Regions from separate parts of the Homo sapiens genome. Here region 2 is linked to region 1. A link is a loop called in an ENCODE intact Hi-C map of the cell type or tissue named here. Cell type or tissue: adrenal gland. All regions are shown on one strand. Each heading gives the region's core, and the rest is flanking DNA. Links, peaks and the distances in the headings are about the cores only. Region 1 has its middle 3.9 kb from the start of LINC01003. Region 2 has its middle 24 kb from the start of XRCC2.

The links. Hi-C counts contacts between places; a loop is a spot of excess contacts. Peaks named below come from ENCODE experiments on the same cell type or tissue, not always from the same donor. Only the 100,000 strongest peaks of a DNase experiment are listed, where the experiment ranks them.
Region 2: it touches region 1 in a loop (2.0-fold over the local background); 7 of 110 quality-filtered maps call a loop at or near these places.

The regions. Positions count from the first base shown.
Region 1 is chr7:152,458,060-152,462,448 of GRCh38, forward strand. No RefSeq gene overlaps it. Among named protein-coding and RNA genes, the nearest start is that of LINC01003, 3.9 kb to the right of the region's middle. In adrenal gland, for the core only: no CTCF peak of the experiment used is centred there; a DNase peak (open chromatin) is centred at 2,002; H3K27ac peaks cover 1,135 bases.
Region 2 is chr7:152,697,817-152,702,205 of GRCh38, forward strand. No RefSeq gene overlaps it. Among named protein-coding and RNA genes, the nearest start is that of XRCC2, 24 kb to the left of the region's middle. In adrenal gland, for the core only: no CTCF peak of the experiment used is centred there; a DNase peak (open chromatin) is centred at 1,875.

The DNA of each region.
Region 1 (4,389 bases), core at 69-4,068:
ACTCTCCTCAAATGTCAGTCAAGGAGAGACAACTTCAATTTATAGCCAACTACCACACCAATCTCTTTCATCCTAAGAACAATTCCCTATGCCACTCCTTAATGGTACACGAAGGGCCATGTCTCAACTACACCTTCCCCATCTTAACAAGAACACGAACACACACACACACACCACACACTCTCAAGTGCCATTATTCATTTTGAACCAAGTAAGCTTATCCTTTGAAGGCACTCTCCATTTCTCCCCTTAATGAGGCATAATTACTACATTAATAATAACACAAATAAAATGCTTCCCATAAGAATAGCATTTCCAGGCGGGGGCGGTGGCTCACACCTGTAATCCCAATACTTTGGGAGGCCGAGGCGGGTGGATCATCTGAGGTCAGGAGTTCAGGACCAGCCTGGCCAACATGGTGAAACCCCATCTCTACTATAAATATAAAAATTAGCCAGGCGTGGTGGACACCTGTAATCCCAGCTGCTTGGGAGGCTGGGGCAGGGGAATCGCTTGAACCTGGGAGGTGGAGATTGCAGTGAGCCGAGATCGCACCACTGTACTCCAGCCTGGGCAGCAAGAGCGAGACTCTGTCTCAAAAAAAAAAAAAAAAAAAAAAAGAATAGCATTTCCAAGCCTTATACATAAACAGTACCTCATTTGATCCTCATCATAACATCAAGGGTAGACATGACCAGTATTATTAGCCTCACTTCACAAAGGAAGAAACTGAGACTCAGACTGTTGTCTCTGGGTATCAGTTTCCAAGTCTGTCCAATGAAGGATTGAGCCCTGTGACCTCTAAGAACTCTTCCACTTCTAAAATTGTATAATTTCCATAATTTGTCTGACATCACTAAGACAGTAGTTAGTGGCAGATTAGGGACCTGAGAGAATGACTTGGTGCCAGGCTGATTCTCCCACAACGTGTTATCTTTGCTGCCAATAGCAATGGCTAACATCAGCTATGCGATATGTCCTGCACTGTGCCAGTTACTCACGAGGCATTGTTATTTATTTATTTATTTATTTATGTATTTATTTATTTATTTATTGAGATGGAGTTTCACTCTTGTTGCCCAGGCTGGAGTGCAGTGGCGCAATCTCGGCTCACTGCAACCTCCGCCTCCCAGGTTCAAGTGATTCTCCTGTCTCAGCCTCCCAAATAGCTGGGATTACAGGCGTCCATCATGCCTGGCTAATTTTGTATTTTTAGTAGAGACAGGGTTTCACCACGTTGGTCAGGCTGGTCTCCAACTCCTGACCTCAGGTGATCTGCACGCCTCAGCCTCCCAAAGTGCTGGGATTAGAGGCGTGAGCCACCGCGCCAGTCCAGAGCATTGTTGAATACCTACTCAGCATTGTCCTCCATCCCGCTGCGTAAATGTATTGAGATTTCAGTTACATACACACTTAATGGAGAAGGCGACACCACCCCTGCTCCAAGGATGTACTCTGATCGACACTTTCCATTCTTCTGGCCATAGTCATTGGGTGACTTGGGGGCTCTGAACTGGAATGCCGGAACAGAAGTACACTCTCTCCTGCTGAACATACATTAGGAAGCACTGGCTTCTGCTGCTACTGGCAGCCTCTCTGTGGCCCTAAGGGGAAGCCTCAGGATTCTTGTTTGGAACTGATAGTTTTTAGCAGCTAAAATCTGAGACGTCTATACCGTATCCTTAAAACTCTGAATAAACAACATAGGCAAAGACAGATGATGTCACTGAGACCCAGAGAGGATATTAGACCTTGCCCAGCATACATTACCTATTGGGGGCCAGTTAGGACTAAATTACAAGTCTCCAGCAACTGACCTAGGGTTCTCTTGGCCTCAGCATGTGGAAGGGGCCCCACGTGCAAAGGTTCCGGATAAAGATCAGACTGTGATCTAGCTGATGAACAGAACCCAGAAGTATGTTTGAGGGGGAGGAAGGAGGAGGCTAAGAGAGGCCTTCTTATGTTCTGCTTTTTTGCCCTGAGGGGATGACACTTAACCACTGCAGAGGCTGCAGCTGAGCCGCAGGGATGGTCACACTGAACCAGTAGTTCTTCCCTTCCCCCACTCTAAACCTCTGCCAAGCAGAGAGCCTCTGAGACTGCTCTGGAGAAAGGGGCTGCCTGCCAACTATCTGCCCACCTGGGGCCAGGGTGAGGGCAAGGCCAGTGGCTACATTCTGTGAACAGCTGGAAAAAAAGTAGGCAACACAGTGGCCTTGGGACAATGGCCTTCCCACTCTCCTTGTCACGAAATAGCAGGATTAAAAAAAAAGGGGGGGAGGATATTTATTTAATCCTTTTGTTACAAATTAAAGTTGCTAATTTGTTTTCAAAAATTGCAGGAAATAAAGTACACGAATCAAAGAAACACAAAATATTTAAAAACAAAATAGCTATTCTCCCAACTTTCTTACTTATAGGTATGTCTATACAATTGTGGCAGAATCCAAAGGGAAGGACAGTTTGGTTAGTCCATTTGGTCACAGCAAATGTACCTGTTCATTTGTTCATCAACGATTTGTTGAGCACTCACCTTGTGCCCTGAAGATACAGTTCAGAAAAAACACCGAAAAGGCCCCTGTGTCCAGCAGCTCACATCTTAATGGTGGAAGGGAGATGAAGGAGAACAGACCATAATAAGTAAGTAAACAATGATTTCAGACTGTGCCAAGAGCTCTGAGGAAAACACGGTGATATGATAGGGAGCGGGGAAAGGTACTTTAGGTACAATGTCAGAAATGCCTCCCCCAGGCCAGGCGAGGGGGTGCAAGCCTGGAATCCTAGCACTTTGGGAGGCCGAGGTGGGTGGATCACTTGAGCCCAGGAGTTTGAGACCAGCCTGGGGTTTCACCATGTGAAACCCAGACTCCACAAAAAAAAAAAAAAAGACAAAAAAAATTGGCTGGGTGCCATGGCTCATGCCTGTAATCCCAGCACTTTGGGAGGCCAAAGCAGGTAGAGCTCAGGAGTTCAAGACCAGACTGGCCAACATGGTGAAACCCCGTCTCTACTAAAAATACAAAAATTAACTGGGCACCATGGTGGGTGTTTGTAATCCCAGCTACTTGGGAGGCTGAAACAGGAGAATCACTTGAACCCAGGAGGTGGAGGTTGCAGTGAGCCGAGATCATGCCACTGCACCCCAGCCTGGGTGAAAGAGCAAGACTCTGTCTCAAAATAAATAAATTAATTAAATTAAATTAAAATTAAAAAAATTAGCCAGGTGTGGTGGTGCATACCTGTAGTCCCCACTACTTGGGAGGCTGAGGTGGGAGGATCACTTGAGCCCAGGAGGTCAAAGCTGTAGTGAGCCGAGATTGCACCACTGCACTCCAGCCTTGGAGCCTTGGCAACAGAGAGAGACCCTGTCTCAAAAAAAAAAAAAAAAAAAAAAAAAAAAAAGAAAGAAAGAGAAAGAAAGAGAAAGAAAGAAAAAAGAAAAAGAGGCCAGGTGCAGTGGCTCATGCCTGTAATCCCAACACTTTGGGAGGCTGAGGTGGGCAGATCACTTGAGGTCAGGAGTTCGAGACCAGCCTGACCAACATGGCGAAACCCTGTCTCTACTAAAAATACAAAAATTAGCTGGGTGTGGTGGCAGGCACCTGTAATCCCAGCTACTAGGGAGGCTGAGGCAGGAGAATCACTTGAACCTGGGAGGCAGAGGTTGCAGTGAGCCAAGCATGGGCGACAGAGTGAGACTCCATCTCAAAAAAAGGAAAAGGAAAGGAAAGGAGGAAGAAACGAAGAAACGAAGGAAGAAAGGAAGAAAGAAAGAAAAATAAAGAAAAGAGAGAGAAGAGGGAAGGGGAGGGGAGGGGAGCAGGGAAGAGAGGAGAGGCTGGGCCCAGTGGTTCACACCTGTAAGCTGAGGTGAAGGAGTTTGAGACCAGCCTGGCCAACATCGTGAAACCCCATCTCTACTAAAAATACAAAAATTAGCCAGGGTTGGTGGCACGTGCCTGTAATCACAGCTACTCAGGAGGCTGAGGCAGGAGAATCGCTTAAACCTGGAAGGCGGAGGTTGCAGTGAGCTGAAATCGCACCATTGCACTCCAGCCTGGGCGACAGGGCAAGACTCCGTTTCAAAAAAAAAAAAAGGAGAAAGAAACAAAGAAAGAAAGAAAAATGCCTCCCCAAGGTGACAGACGAGCTAAGCCAGGCGAAAAGTCTAAAGAAATTCAAGTGCAAAGGCCCTCTGGCAAAAAGGTCTTGGCAGAAAGGTGGTCAGTGTGCCTGCTGCACTGAAACTGCTCCTGTAAGGCAGGGATCCTATAAGGTAGGCCTTGAATGTCATGATGGGGAGCTCGGTTAGGACCCCCATGATAGGTAGGAAGGCAGCTGGAAAGAGCAGTTCTGCCATTTTTACGGATACATTCATGAGCCATGATG
Region 2 (4,389 bases), core at 288-4,287, 240 kb after region 1:
TCAAAACAGACCACTTGGCTCTACCAATCAGCAGGATGTGGGTGGGGCCAGATAAGAGAATAAAAGCAGGCTGCCCGAGCCAGCAGTAGCAACCCGCTCGGGTCCCCTTCCACACTGTGGAAGCTTTGTTCTTTCGCTCTTTGCAATAAATCCTGCTGCTGCTCACTCTTTGGGTCCACACTGCCTTTATGAGCTGTAACACTCACCGCGAAGGTCTGCAGCTTCACTCCTGAAGACAGCGAGACCACGAACCCACCAGGAGGAACGAACAACTCCAGACAAGCTGCCTTAAAAGCTGTTAACACTCACCGTGAGGGTTCACGGCTTCATTCTTGAAGTCAGTGAGACCAAGAACCCACCAATTCCGGACACAATAGTAGACTCAAGTTATTTCTTCAATACTTAAGACAATTATTATTTCTACTTACTTTACTCCTCATGAACCTATTTATTTATTTATTTTTGAGACAGAGTCTCACTTTGTCGCCTAAGCTGGAGTGCAATGGAGCGATCTTGGCTCACTGCAACCTCCGCCTCCCAGGTTCAAGTGACTCTCGTGCCTCAGTCCCCCGAGTAGCTGGGACTACAGGTGTCCTGACCTCAAGTGATCCACCGGTCTCAGCTTCCCAAAGTGCTGCGATTACAGGCGCCTGGCCTTCCTATTTACTTTTCATTGTGTGCAAGACATTCTGTAAAAATGTAAAAATAAAAAATAAATAGGCTCATGAGGAGTCAAATAAGTAGAAGTAATAATTGCCTTAATTATTGAAGAAATAATTTGAGTCTACTCTGATGTTACCTTTTGCTAGGGAAGATCTACATATGCTTTTGTCAGGAGCCTGGGGACACTGGTAATTCCAGTGTTAATCTAATATAGGCCTTGAGATGGTTGGAAGCTGGGCTTTAGTTCACCCTTATTCCTAGGGTCTAGCCCTTGAGTTTCCCAACCCAAAGCATGATTTTTTTCCCCCAAGATTTCCTCTCATTTGTAGGTCCTCCTCACCAGGCTGTTGAAACATCTGCTCAGCTTCTCAATCTTTCGAGACCTCATTAAACGCCCTGGGAGAACAGTAGCCCTAAAGCTGGGCTCATCTTCTTGGATTTACTTCTGTGGATCTCAGTCCTGTAACTCTTTAATTCTTTATTGTGTTGTGAGCTCCCCCAATGCCTTAAAGCAAATTATTCTTAGATTTTCTGCTGCCTTGCAGTTGTTTTCAGTGGAAGGGTGGTTCCTCATTATCTAGTCTGCCATTTTCAGAGATATCAAGCTCAATCCTTATGAAAATTTTATTCTTACCAAACAAGCTAATAGTAAATAAACAAAATACAGGGTTGCCTTTTTTTTTTTAATGTCACTTTCTGTTTCTTTAGTCATTGGTGAAGATGCTATTAAAGTACTTTCTAAATAACTGAGAAGCAAGGCAGATGGCCAAGCAAGATAAAGGAAAAGATCAGGTTAATTCACAAACTGTGTATTCAGCCTGAACAATGGAGATAAAAGAGATATTCCCCAAATTAGACTGAGCAGACATCCTCCTTTTTAAAGGGCAATCCCATTTTCAGTATTTATGTCTTATTTGTTCCCTGAGGCAAATGTCTCTTTATGCAAAGCATAAAGTAATCAGGTATTTCATCAGGTAGGAAAGAACTTGTTTTTTACTCCCTCTGTGACCTGGAGTTGTGCACAGCATATGTCACATCAGGGGTGTCAGCAGCACCAAGTTGAAGATTCAAGCAAGACAGGTGACCTTATAAAAAGGACTGTGAAGAGTTAGGCATCAAAACAAAACACAGCATTCTAAGCCTGGGCCACAGTAACTCAGCCAAAGTGGGCATGAGCTAAGGAGGCAAGATGGCATTGGCCATCACCAGAGGTCAGCAGACCTGGACAGGGCCACAGCAGCTGGAAGGAGCTTGGTGAGACACTGTAGCTGGGGCAGTCTGCTTTCATCTCCTTGTCCAGTGCCAGCCTCTTTCTCAATGGGACCAGCCCAAAGGAATGCAAGGGAAGGGGATTTCACACTGGCTTCTGTGGGCAAAGAGGGAAGTGGAGTTTTTTTTTTTTTCTTTTTTTTTGAGACAGAGTCTTGCTCTGTCGCCCAGGCTGGAGTGCAGTGGTGCAATCTCGGCTCACTGCAGCCTCGGGAAGTGGAATTTGATACCTCTCCTAACAGGTAATTGCAGCCTCCAGAAGCCAAAGCCAGGGTGGCATTTCCCCAGAGTGGATCCTATGTCTCTCCCTGGCTTGACAACTGCTTCAGGACAGGGATAATGTTTGTTGGTAAGATCTGCTATGGTGCTGATTTGAAACTGAAAAAGGGATTAAATGCACAAGCAGAAAAGCATAAGGAAAAAACCAACACAGGGTCGCGCCTTCTCTCCTGCCTCGGTCCAACAAGCACTGCTCATCCAGCATTGCTGTGCTCCTGAGAGGAGAAGGCCCTTTTCTCCCCTCCTCTGGAAGGAAACGGGGCAGAACAAGACAACCTCACTTCCCTTGCCTCTCTCGCCTCTTCTGCCTCTACCTAATAACCTACGAATAGCATCTCTAAATTAATAGGGAACTTAGTGATACCATCAGGACCCCATCCTTACTCAAAGTAGGAATTCCTTTTAAAAATTTGCGTCTCCTGGGCCGGGCGCGGTGGCTCACGCCTGTAATCCCAGCACTTTGGGAGTCCGAGGTGGGCGGATCACGAGGTCAGGAGATCGAGACCATCCTGGCTAACACGGTGAAACCCCGTCTCTACTAAAAATACAAAAAAAAATTAGCCGGGCATGGTGGTGGGCGCCTGTAGTCCCAGCTACTCGGGAGGCTGAGGCAACAGAATGGCGTGAACCTGGGAGGCAGAGCTTGCAGTGAGCCGAGATCATGCCACTGCACTCCAGCCTGGGCGACAGGGCAAGACTCCCTCTCAAAAAAAAAAAAAAAAGAAAAATTTGGGCCTCCTGGTTGACAAGACCCTGTTTAAGTGCTGTCAAAGTCAGAAAAACTGTTAGGACATTCCTTTATTTTTGTTTTATTGTATATTAAAATACACGCAGAGCCTGGCATGGTGGCTCACGCCTGTAATTCCAGCACTTTGGGGGGCTGAGGCAGGCGGATCAATTGAGGTCAGGAGTTCGAGACCAGCCTGGCCAACATGGTGAAACCCCTTCTCTACTAAAAATACAAAAAAATTAGCTGGGCCTGGTGGCACGTGCCTGTAATCTCAACTACTCAGGAAGCTGAGGCAGGAGGATCACTTGAACCCGGGAGGCAGAGGTTGCAGTGAGTCGAGATCGCGCCACCACACTTCAGTCTGGTAGACAGAGCAAGACCCTGTCTCAAAATAAATAAATAAATAAGGCCGGGCGTGGTGGCTCACGCCTGTAATCCCAGCACTTTGAGAGGCCGAGGCGGGTGGATCATCTGAGGTCAAGAGTTCCAGACCAGCCTGGCCAACATGGGGAAACCCAGTCTCTACTACAATACAAAAAAATTAGCCGGGTGTGGCCAGGCGCGGTGGCTCATGCCTGTAATCCCATCACTCTGGGAGGCAGAGGCGGGCAGATCACGAGGTTAGGAGTTCGAGACCAGCCTGGCCAATATGATGAAACCCCGTCTCTACTAAAAATACAAAAATTAGCCAGGCCTAGTGGTGCGTGCCTGTAGTCCCAGCTACTCAGGAAGCTGAGGCAGAAGAATCGCTTGAACCTGGGAGGTGGAGGTTGCAGTAAGCCAAGATCACATCACTGCACTCCAGACTGGGCAACAGAGTGGGACTCTGTCTCAAAAAAAAGAAAAAGAAAAAAGAAAAAATATATATACGTAAAATAAAATAAAATAAAATAAAATAAAATACATGCAGAACAAAAGAGTGTGCTGGGCGGGCCATTCCCCACCCTTCTTCAGTCTCCCTGTGGCAACCATTGTCAGGTTCTGTGTGTGTGTGTGTGTGTGTGTGTGTGTGTGTGTGTGTGTTTGAGATGGAGTCTCGCTCTGTCGCCCAGGCTGGAGTGCAGTGGCGCCATCTCGGCTCACTGCAAGCTCCACCTCCTGGGTTCACGCCATTCTCCTACCTCAGCCTCCCGAGTAGCTGGGACTACAGGCGCCCGCCACCATGCCCAGCTAATTTTTTGTATTTTTTTAGTAGAGACAGAGTTTCACCATGTTAGCCAGGATGGTCTCAATCTCCCGACCTCGAGATCCGCCTGCCTCGGCCTCCCAAAGTGCTGGGATTACAGGCGTGAGCCCCTGCGCCCAGCCTCCATGTGTTTTTAATAGGAGGGTTTTGTACACGTGGAATATGATAAAACACACTTCCTTCAACCAGCACCACACATATATTTTTATACAAAATGACAATAGGCTGGGCATGGTGGCTAACACAGTACATCAGGAGGCCA